Linked DNA regions of Homo sapiens: region 1 is linked to region 2. Evidence: read pairs that join two places in POLR2A ChIA-PET (ENCODE). Cell type or tissue: HepG2. All regions are shown on one strand. Links, peaks and the distances in the headings refer to the core of each region. The heading gives the core; the rest is flanking DNA. Region 1 overlaps KAZN (kazrin, periplakin interacting protein). Region 2 overlaps KAZN (kazrin, periplakin interacting protein).

What was found. ChIA-PET counts read pairs that join two places held together with the same protein. Peaks named below come from ENCODE experiments on the same cell type or tissue, not always from the same donor. Only the 100,000 strongest peaks of a DNase experiment are listed, where the experiment ranks them.
Region 1: POLR2A ChIA-PET joins it to region 2 with 5 read pairs; 6 of 35 experiments call an interaction of 5 or more read pairs at or near these places.

What each region holds. Positions count from the first base shown.
Region 1 is chr1:14,993,306-14,998,675 of GRCh38, forward strand. All of the region lies in intron 2 of KAZN (kazrin, periplakin interacting protein), which reads left to right. Among named protein-coding and RNA genes, the nearest start is that of TMEM51-AS1, 160 kb to the right of the region's middle. RefSeq lists a silencer at 2,788-3,082. In HepG2, for the core only: no CTCF peak of the experiment used is centred there; a DNase peak (open chromatin) is centred at 2,996.
Region 2 is chr1:14,940,836-14,946,205 of GRCh38, forward strand. All of the region lies in intron 1 of KAZN (kazrin, periplakin interacting protein), which reads left to right. Among named protein-coding and RNA genes, the nearest start is that of TMEM51-AS1, 210 kb to the right of the region's middle. RefSeq lists an enhancer at 3,196-3,791. In HepG2, for the core only: no CTCF peak of the experiment used is centred there; DNase peaks (open chromatin) are centred at 1,656 and 2,316.

The DNA of each region.
Region 1 (5,370 bases), core at 142-5,141, 52 kb after region 2:
AAAAATACAAAAAATTAGCCGGGCGTGGTGGCAGGAGCCTGTAATCCCAGCTACTGAGGAGGCTGAGGCAGGAGAATCACTTGAACCTGGGAGATGGAGGTTGCAGTGAGCCAAGATCACGCCATTGCACTCCAGCCTGGGCAACAAGAGCAAAACTCCATCTCAAAAAAAAAAATAATCATCATCATCATCATCAGTTCAGGTGGCGTCTGCCCCTAGCGGAAAGAATTCTACCAAGAGTCTGCAGACCTGGTCCCAGCCCTAACAAGCAGTGTTCTCGGCCTGCACTCTCCCCCACTCCCCGCCGCCACCCCCCTGCTGCCTCGACTCTCGTCTGGGAGGGGGGTGATCGCGCTGACCCTGGAGGCTTCACCCTGAGAGAGAAGGAAAAGAACTGGGCACTTCTGAGCCCAGGACTTCGCCCATCCTGGGTGCTCTTGATGTGTTCGTTGAGTCTTATGAGAGAGGGGTCACAAGCCCACACGTAAGTAATTATCTCCCAAGGTCAGAGGCAGAAGAGAGAACTTTGAGCCGTAATGACCCGGATGTGTGTGGCATTGGAGCTGGGCTTGAAGGATGAGGAGGGTTTCTTTGGGTGGGCAGGGAACAGGACAGGCACTCCATGCAGGCTTGTGGAAGGGAGATTACGGGGACTTCTGGGTGTGTTTGTGGTTTAATGCGTCCTCCCAGGTGCGACGTAGAGCTCTTAGGCATGGTCGCCTTTCCTGCTGGGGCGACAGTGGGCATCTCATAGTCCTCTGCTTTGATCCCTGGGCCCCCAGGCCATGGAAGCAGGTCCCCTCTGCAAGCCATCCTCAGAAGGGGAGCCCCTGGCAGCAGGGCCTGTGAATTGGGTCGGGCCATGGGGAGAATGGAGGAGGCACCAAGGAAAGATTGGCTGCAGGCCGTGGCCCTTGGGGACTTCTCAGCTCTGGCACCTCCGGGCACACTTGTACCACTGCATGCAAGACCACCTCCCTCAGCCTGGACTCTTGGGGGAGGTTCCCACACATGACATTTGCTGACAGCTGCAGTTTGCCCCTCATTGCGCCATACATTGTACCACTGCCTTCAACAGGTATCTACTAAGGCCCCGTTGTAGGTGCCAGTGCCATTGTGTTTCTGTTTTGCCATCTGAGACAGCAGGCTTTCCTAGAGGTTTGTGTACCCATCTTCCCATCCAGGCTGAGAGGAACACAGTTGAGCATTTCTCAGTGACTCCGGGTCACCCCGGGAATAGTCACCTTTGTACTTTGGACAATTTGGCTGCACAGTCTTTTTGGTTTTGCTTTTTCTCTTTTCCTTCCTCTTGGGCTGTGGACCATCACTTATCTGTTGTTCTTGGGCTTCCTCTCAGCGTCTTAGAGGCAGTGCCACGTGGGGAGTGGAGAATATGCTGTCTGGTTCAAATCCTGACTTTGGTGTGTAGCATTTACAGGTCCTTTTGCCAGGGACTCAGCCCCTCTGAGACTCCGTGTATTCATCGGCAAAGTGGGGATAATCAAACCTGCCTTATAAGAGGAACATGAGGATTGACTGATGTCACTTCAGCCAGTTCCTCTGGAGAGAAGTAGCCCCCCAGCCCTGAAGTGACACCCTCACTTTCTTCTTGCCCACTCTGCCATGCCTCAGACACAGCATGGAGTAGGCCGTGGGCCACCAAGGCCACCACTGATGTAGTGCTTAGCAGCGGGGCAGTTCTTGACTGGCAGGAGGAGGCTGAGTCAGTAGGGACATGGTCCTTGTGCATTTCACGCTGGGAAGGTTGGCTGGCCCCTCGGGAAGGGCAGCTGCCCTGGAGGAAGAGGGGAGCTGGAAGAGACAGAGTGTATGTCTTTAAAACGAGGCCTGAGCTCTGGGCAGTGCCCTCAGTTACATACCTGCTGTGATGCCAGTGCTGGGCCCTGGCCATCCTGTTCCACCTGTGAACTCACGTGACTTTTCATGGAGTTCCCTGCCAAGCCTGGCCTGGCATCTGCTGCTCCACATCCCGGTTCTCTTAGACCAGGCGCTCCAGGGACAATCTTCCTGGGTTGTGCTTCTCCCCTTCCCTTTGCTATCATAAAGAGACTGGTAACAGGCTGGGCACGGTGGATCACCTGAGGTGAGGAGTTCAAGACCAGCCTGGTCAACGTGGTAAAACCCCGTCTCTACCAAAAATACAAAAATTAGCCAGGCATGGTGGTGGGCACCTGTAATCCCAGCTACTCAGGAGGCTGAGGCAGGAGAATCGTTTGAAACCCTGGAGGCAGAGGTTGCAGTGAGCCCAGATTGCGCCACTGCACTCCAGCCTGGGCGACAGAGTGAGACTCCACCTCAAATAAAAAAAAAAAAAAATAGACTGGTAACAGCTTGTGGATTCCAGCATCTGCAGGGGCTCAGTGGGAGCTTTTGTTTGTCTCTGCTCCTCAACTTGCTCTTCTCTGGACTCTTCCAAAATGCCCCTTTCGGGAAGCTCTCTCCTGCCCAGCCCAGGTGCCTTTGGGTGCCTCGCCTGATTTATATTTACCTTCATTTATTCTAGGCTCTAAAACTGGTGACCGACAGAGAGATTTTCTTGAGTCTGCTTGGGGCTTTAAACATTTTCAAATTTGTTACCACCATTTAAAAGTTGGAAACTTTTACAGTGTGGATTTCCAACTTGTCCTGGAAAATAAGCCGGTCCGGCCACCTGGGTCAACAGTCAGCTGGACCCAAGGGCGGCTGCCCTATAAGACACCTAATGCCATCCTCAGCCCGCGGCCCTCTGTAGCCCCCAGCCCCTTCTGCCTCTGGAGAGGGTCCATACCCTGCACAGCAGACGCGAGTGTGCATGTCAGTTTCCAGGCTATTTTCTCACCGCAGAACTCACTGGGCCTTCTGGGTCTTGGCTCTTCATGCCCCGCCCACTCCACCCCCAGTGCCTGGCATCTTGAACAGGGGTCACTGGGTCGGCCTTTCTCTTTCTTGTTCCCGTGTGTCTCTGTCCACCCAGACCAGCAAGCAGGATGACTCACACCTTCCCTTCTGTTCCCTCAGTCCCTTCTCCCTGGGTCCTGACACTGGATTTTAACATATTGGGTTGCTTGGCTGTCCCGGCACATCATGGGGGCCTCAGAGGCAGGGACTGTGACTTAGTCATCACTGTATCATCAGACCCGGCACAGGGCCTGGCCTACAGTGGGTGCCCCAGGAATGTAGGGGGGATGGACGCCATGCTGAGAAAGCTGCCAAATTCCCCCACCTTGTTCTCCAAGGAGGTCCCCTGACCACACCTGCCTGCAGTGGGGAGAAGGCTTATGGCAACGCGTTTCTGCCGCCAGCACCCTCCCACGGGCGTGCAGATCTGACAAGATCAGGATCTGGGTCTGTGAGAGGCCCTGTGTCCCCTACATTCTCTACGCACGACCGAGGGCCATTCTTCCCTCACTGCCGGCCTCTCCCAGTCCCCAGGAGAAAGGGCTGATGCTCCCAAAGGCAGGCCACTTGCAGGAAGACACACCACGGAGCCTCCCCGCTCCTGGTGCTCCAGGGCCTGCATGTGGGGCACTGGGAGGGAGGGCCGTTTGCCTGCGGCCCCATGACCTCGCACCCACCTCCCTGCCTGACCTCACCGCCCCAGGAAGCTTAGTCACGTTGCCTTTTCTGTTCCTCAAATGCTCTGAGGCTGTGTGTTCCCCCAGGCACCCTGTGCTTTGCTGATCCCTGGGCCTGGAGTGCTTTTTTTCCCCAGCATTCCCTGATGCCTGGAGTTCCTGACTTCTCCTCATCCTTCCCAGCCTTAGCTGAAATGTCACCTGCTCGGAGAGGTCCTTCCTGAATTTTCCCTCACAAGATCTGCCCTGCATCCCCTCCCCTCCAGCGAGTCTCAGTTCCTTCATGCATTTCACAGACTCTGTTTTCTTTTCTTTCTTTCTTTCATTTATTTATTTATTTATTTATTTATTTATTTATTTATTTATTTATTTATTTTGAGACAAAGTTTCACTCTTGTTGCCCAGGCTGGAGTGCAATGGCGCGATCTCAGCTCACCAAAACCTCCACCTCCCGGGTTCGAGCGATTCTCCTGCCTCAGCCTCCCGAGTAGCTGGGATTACAGGCATGCGTCACCACACCCAGCTCATTTTGTATTTTTGGTAGAGTCAGGGTTTCTCCCTGTTGGTCAGGCTGGTCTCGCACTCCCGACCTCAGGTGATCCACCTGCCTCGGCCTCCCAAAGTGCTGGGATTACAGGTGTGAGCCACCGCACCTGGCCTTTCTGTTTTCTTTACTTGAGTTCCTGTTTATTGGCTGTCGGCTCCAGGAGAGCAGGGAGACGGTGTCTGATGTATCCCCAGCAGCCTCACACACCCAGAACAACGTGGATTCTCAGTAAATCCATGCGGAAAGCCTGTGTGGGGAAGTGGACAGCCCCCTGAGGGTGGAGGAGCAGGGGCTGGGCTGGGAGTTGGCAGCAGGGTTCAGAGCCTCATGGCTGATCAGGACCTGGGCACCTGGGGTCCACTGGGGCCTCACAGAGCAACAGCATCAGGTGGGCATGATCAGATCCCACCTCAGCTCCGCTACTTAGTTGCTGTGTGGCTTTGGGCAAGTTGCTTAACCTCTCTCAGCTCCAGCTTCCATCTGTGAAATGGATGTAGAACTTTCCAACTCATGTATGTGAGGAACTTGGGACAGACCACCCAGACAGGCTAAGCACTCAACGAGTCACTGTCGTTATTGAGCCTGGTTTTAATCGTGTTTGGTTTTGTCATGAGGCAGGCAGGAAGTCGAACTGTGGGTCTGTGCCCAGGAGCAGGGCAGGCCTCGGACACTCTCCAGTGGATGGGAACTGCCCCAGAAGCTCCTCAGCTGGCACAGACGGCGGGGGGGAGGGGCAGCGCGGGGGGTGCTCCCCTGCTGTTACTTCACTGATTCCCTGATGGTTTTCATGGTTTTGTGGCTAAAAGATGCTCCAAAGATTAGCCTGTGTGAAGGTTTGGGAATCCGCTGCAATATGGGAGCCTGGGCCTTCTCTGCGTCTTCTGTCTGCATCAACTCAAATATAGGTAAGGATGTTGCTCTCAGAAGACAGCCAGAGAAAGCCCACCTGAGGCAGAGAGGAGAGGCTGTGTGTATGTGGCGGGGGGACTTTGGGGGTTAGACCTTGAGGGTTCCTCTGGGTGCAGCACTGTTGCAGCCCAAACACTCTACCTGAATTAACTCATTCACCCTCATAATACCCTATGATGGAGGTGCTTTTATTGACTCCACTTCATTTATTTTTTATTTTTTTATTTTTTGAGATGGAATCTCACTCTGCTGCCCAGGCTGGAGTGCAGTGGTGCCATCTCAGCTCACGGCAACCTCTGCCTCCCGTGTTCAAGCCATTCTCCTGCCTCAACCTCCCGA
Region 2 (5,370 bases), core at 241-5,240:
GCCCAGTAGCCTGGGCCTGGCCAGGCAGGTGGAAATGACCAGACAGATGTCATTCTACCTTTCTTTTTTTTTTTTTTTTTTTTTTTTTTTTTTTCTGAGAGACGCAGCCTTGCCCTGTCGACCAGGCTGGAGTGCAGTGGTGCAATCTCGGCTCACTGTAACCCCTGCCTCCCGGGTTCAAGTGATTCTCCTGCCTCGGCTTCCCAAGTAGCTGGGACTACAGGCGAGCGCCGCCACACCCAGCTAAATTTTTGTATCTTTTAGTGGAGATGGGGTTTCACTATATGTTGGCCAGGCTGGTCTCAAACTCCTGACTTCAGGTGATCTACCTGCCTCGGCCTCCCAAAGTCTGGGATTACAGGCGTGAGCCACCACGCCCGTCTTCATTCACCTTTTCTGTAGCCTGCCCTGCATCCCCACCCCAGTGCCATCAGGTCAAAAGGGACCCAAAGGCATGCAGTGGCAAGTTCACATATTCCTTTTGGGGTCCATGAGTGGCGTCCAAGGCCAAATAAACAGTATACTCACCTCTTGGCAAGAGGGTCCTGAGAACATGGGCACTCAGCCGAGAGATTACAAAAAAGAGGAGGGCAAAGATGGAACAATACATTAACTGCCGACCATTGGAAAAAGGAGGTTGAATTTCTCTGCCTGGGAATTTGTAACCTGAATCAGCAGCCTATCTTCTAGGCCAGGGCAGCCTGGGTTGGGGGGTGGGATGGGGGTGTGGGGTGGGGAGGTTCCGGTTTTTTTTACCCTGCTTCCCCAGAATTAGCTTTCTGCAGGTGTACATGCAGAGAAGATGCGAATTTCGAAGATGTATAGCTTTCTCCAGAGATCAGGAGCAGGGAAGATTTCCTGGGCACTGGAGTTATCCTGAGTTAATTTTCATGAATGCCGAAAGCTGAAAACGCTTTGGTTCTGCCCATGGTCTTTGCTGAAATCCATGCTGTCTGTTCACCAAAGAAGGACCAGAGAGCTGCTGTCCTCTTGTCTGGCTTCCTGGGTTTGGGCTTCATTGTCCCAGGCATCAGGATGAGAGAATAACTAGAACCCGGCATTGGTCTTTTGTTGGATTTCTGGGATATCTGCAGCTATGGGCCGTCTACCGCTGGAGGTGGGGTGACCTCATGGCTTGGTTGGTGGTCAGCCTACAATTCCAGAGAGACGTGGCAATGAGCCCACTATACAGGGCTTGTTCGTGTCCCAAGTCGTGTTACAATGCAAACACCTGCTCCTGATTAGGACTTTTATTTCTTCAATTGGTTTATTTTCTGCAGCTTCACCCAAGCGTGGAGGCAGTGTTGAAGCATCACAAGCTGCGGTGTTTATGTGGCTTGTTTTGCTTTACACCTCCCACCCCTGCCAGCCCTGTACGCCCAGGGTGCACATATTTGTCCCCTGTCCTCCTCAAGCAGCCACAAGTGATCATGGCATTATTGCAGATGTGTCGGGAAAGAGGAAACGTCCCCAGACGTTCCAGGGATATATATGGTTTGAGGTTTGTGGAGTGCGGAGAGGAAAAAGGAAAGATCTAGTAGAAGTTCAGCTCAAGAGAGTAGGGCAGGAGAAGGCTGACTTAGAGAATAAAACATGTAGATGAAAGAAACGCTTCCGACCCGCTCCAAACGTTAACACGCAGTGTTTCTGCACAACCTTCTGTTCTTTATTCAAGCTGCGCACTTTGATCCTACAGCAGCCGAACCTAGAACCTACTCTTCTCTAGTCAGTATCATTTTCTCCTGGGAGATGAGGGGTAGAGGGTGGCTTTAAGGAAAAACATGTTTTGGCATGAAAGCACCTCTGGCCAGGAGACTGTAGTCCTAGGGGGTCTTTGGCTTGATGGAAGGACGCTTTTGCCCCTGGGCTTGTGCCTTGGGCTAGCTTTAGCTCAATGGGCACTTCTTGGGCTTAGAGCACAGGTCAGGGCTGCACCAGATGCTGCAGCTTATAATACCTGGCCAGAAGGGTGTCTAGGAGGACCTGGAAGGATGCTTCTCTGTACAAGAGATTTCCTTGTCTGGGTTAGCAGGGCCGTCTGTAATCCTCTAAGAAAGGCAGGCCTGGAGCTGGTCACCACTGGTGAAAATTCGGCATCGCCCTTCTGTCTTCCTGCTTGTTGTGGTCTTGTGTTATGTTGAACTGGATGTGAGCTGCGTGTGTGTGTGTGTGGTGTGTGTGTGTGTGTGTGTGTGTGTGTGTGTGTGTGTGTGTGTTGGGGAGGAGAGCCTTGGGTTTTTTTTTTTTTTTAATTTACATTTTTCGAATAGTTTTCTCCTCTGCTCTCCTTAGAGGCGGCATGCAGAGTGGAAACAGCGTTTGACCTTTGTGAATTGTGGGCAGAGCTAGCCAGACAGACGGGGAAACATTTGGTGGGAAGTCAGAGGCCACTCAGAGCAAGAATTAAAGTTCCGTCTCTACCTTTTTCAGTCCAGAAACCAGAGAAAGCCAGAGGGGACAGCAGCAGAATAGTGCCCAAGCCTCCAGATTAGGATTGCAGGATCACTTCCTCAGCAGTCACCCCCCGCCAGCTGCTGGAGAGCCTACTCCGGAGACCTCTCAGCAAAGAATGTTCTACCTGAGGATTTACATCAGAGATTCCAGAAGTCTCTGGGGACCCAGGACAATGCTTCCTGGCAAGGGCTGGTCTCACAACGAGAAGGCAGTGTGGTTCTTGAGGGAGGAGCAGGAGGGAAAATAATAACCAAAATGTATGTAGTACTTGCCGTGTGCCCAGCAATGTTCTTTTATGGTATAGACCCCCAATTAATCCCTACAGCAATCACTCCCATTTTACAGATGAGAGAACTGAGTCACGGAGAGGTGAGGTGACCTGCTCAAGATCACTTGGTTAGTAAGTGGCTGGGATGCCTTGCTTGGAGATGTGTTTCTAGCTGCTTAGACGGCATCGCCTCTCAGGCGAGGTGCTCAGTGAGTGTCAAAACCAAAAGTTGAGCCGGGCACAGTGGCTCACGCCTGTAATCCCACCACTTTGGGAGGCTGAGGCGGGCGGATCACCTGAGGTCAGGAGTTTGAGACCAGCCTGACCAACATGGTGAAACCCTGTCTCTACTAAAAATACAAACTAATTAGCCGGGCGTGGTGGCGCATGCCTGTAATCCCAGCTACTTGGGAGACTGAGGCAGGAGAATCGCTTGAACCCGGGAGGCGGAGGTTGTACTGAGCTGAGATCTCACTACTGCACTCCAGCCTGGGTGACAGAAAGAGACTCTGTCTCAAAAAAAAACAAAAACAAAAAAACACACACTGGATATGCAGCTTCTATGTCAGGGTCGAGTTTTCTTGTGGGGGAAGAAATTCTGTCTTCAGACATAAAGGTAACTCGGGGACTTGAGTTTGTCTGCCTCTTCCCGCTCCCAGCTCCCCCTCCTAAAAAAAAAAAAAAAAAAGCAACTCACATTTTTCTGTGCCTTAATTATATGTTTGGTTCACAGACTAAACTGCTGAAACTCTGTAAGTGAAGTAAGGGTGTTTTTCTAATCAGCTGTGTTCATTTCTAGTCCTGAAAGGTTGTGGCCTGATGCCGGGGAGACACAGCTGTGGGGGCCCCCGTTGGTGTCCTACTTGGTTTCAGAAGCCATGCCTGCCACGGCCCCTGGAGATGGGATGGACCATTCTGGAATTGCAGGTCTCTCTCGCCTTCGAATAGGCAGGGGTCCTAGGGGGACACGAATGAACTGCCCCAGAGAGGCGGTCTCCAGTGTGGACTGCCTGGTGTCTGTGCATGGGAGATGGGCCAGGGGCAAGGGGCAGGTGGGGAACTGGGCTTGGGCCTCCCCATACCCCAGACTCCTATGTGACCCAGCTGAGTCATGGTGCTGTTCCCGGGGCCTTGGGGTTGGCTGGCCTTTATTTAGGACAATAAAACCCACCATTGTAATCTTCCCAGGCAGCTGGGATGATAAACAGAGAAGTGAGCACTTGGAAGGAGGGAAAAGTGCTTTATTCAGCACTTTGTCAATATCAGCAATATCAGCCCGCAGCAAGGCCTTCTGCGGATGGCGGCACCATCCTGTTCTGGGCAGGGCAGGAGGCCTCTTGCCCGCCTGCCAGCTGATCTGCATTCTGGGCTTCCTTCCGAGTTACATTCGTTGGGTTTTGGGGTCGCAGTGGCCCTGCCACACATTCAGAACAGCATCCTGGGACAAAGTACCGCAGGGGACAGCACCAGGCTGCACGGAGGCTCATGGCCCACAGCTCCCTAGCTTTCTGTTCTTGGGCAGGCTCCTTATCCCTTTTGCCTTAGTTTCCCCATCTGTCAAGTAGGACTGAAACTACCCCTGAGGTCTCTGGGAGGTTGCAGGGGATGTGTGCCCAGCATCAGGAGCACCCCTGCAGGCCTCGCAGCTATAGATGGTGGAAGTCCAGTGCTGGAGGCTGAGTTGGGTCTCCTGTGAGGCAGTCCCCCGTGGCCCAGTCCTGGTCTTTCTCAGCCCAAGGTAATTTTTCAATTAACTCAATTGGCTGGAAACCGGGGCGCCCTGGAGTGTGGGAAAACGTCCCAGGCCGGAAGGGCCCTCCCCTCTGCCCCCACTCATTTGGGGCTTGGCTTCCAGAGGGAGGATCCAGTTTCACATCGGGACACCAGGATGTGATCCCCGTGCCCCTCTGAAAAATCCCAGATGGCGCCTTCTGGAAGCCCTAGCAGTCTCCGCACTGGCGGCCAGTCTGTCCTCCCTCCCTGCCCCCTCCCCCCACCCCGGCTGGCTCCCCGGCCCGGCTCCAGCTCCGGTGGGGAGAGCCTCAAACACTGCTCGTTAGTGACTTTATTGCTAAACAATTTAGAAAGGCAGCCCTGCCAGTTTTCATAAGTGAAACATTTAAAGTATGCAAAGCATATTTTATTTCTTCCTGGAGCAGCTGCTCAGGCAGGCTGGAGAGTAATCGGGAGTGAGTTATATGGATTTGTGAGCTGCCCCGCAGCACTTTCAAGCTCCACGGCCTCGAGAGCCTCCCACCAAAGGGCAAGTGTCCGCTCCGGCCCGGAAGACTTGGGCAGCCTGAGCCCAAGACTTGCTCTCCTTTCCTGTCGCCTCCATGGAGTCAGGCATGCCCTGTGATGGCATCAGCAGCTGTCTGCCAGTGTTGACGGAGGGCTCATGGGTGCCAGGCCGCTTGCTGGGGCTTTTTATCTGTCCTCAGGCATTGGCACAGCAGCCCTGGGAGATGAATACTATTGTGATCTTCATTCTCCACACAAGGACAGGGAAGTGACGTGCCAGGGTCAAACAACTACCCAAGGACAGAGCCAGGATTTGAACCAGGCCATCCAGTTCCAGAACCACTGCTCTTCACTGTCATTGTGGCCATTTTACAGGTGAGGAAGTGGAGGGACGTAGAGGTGATGTG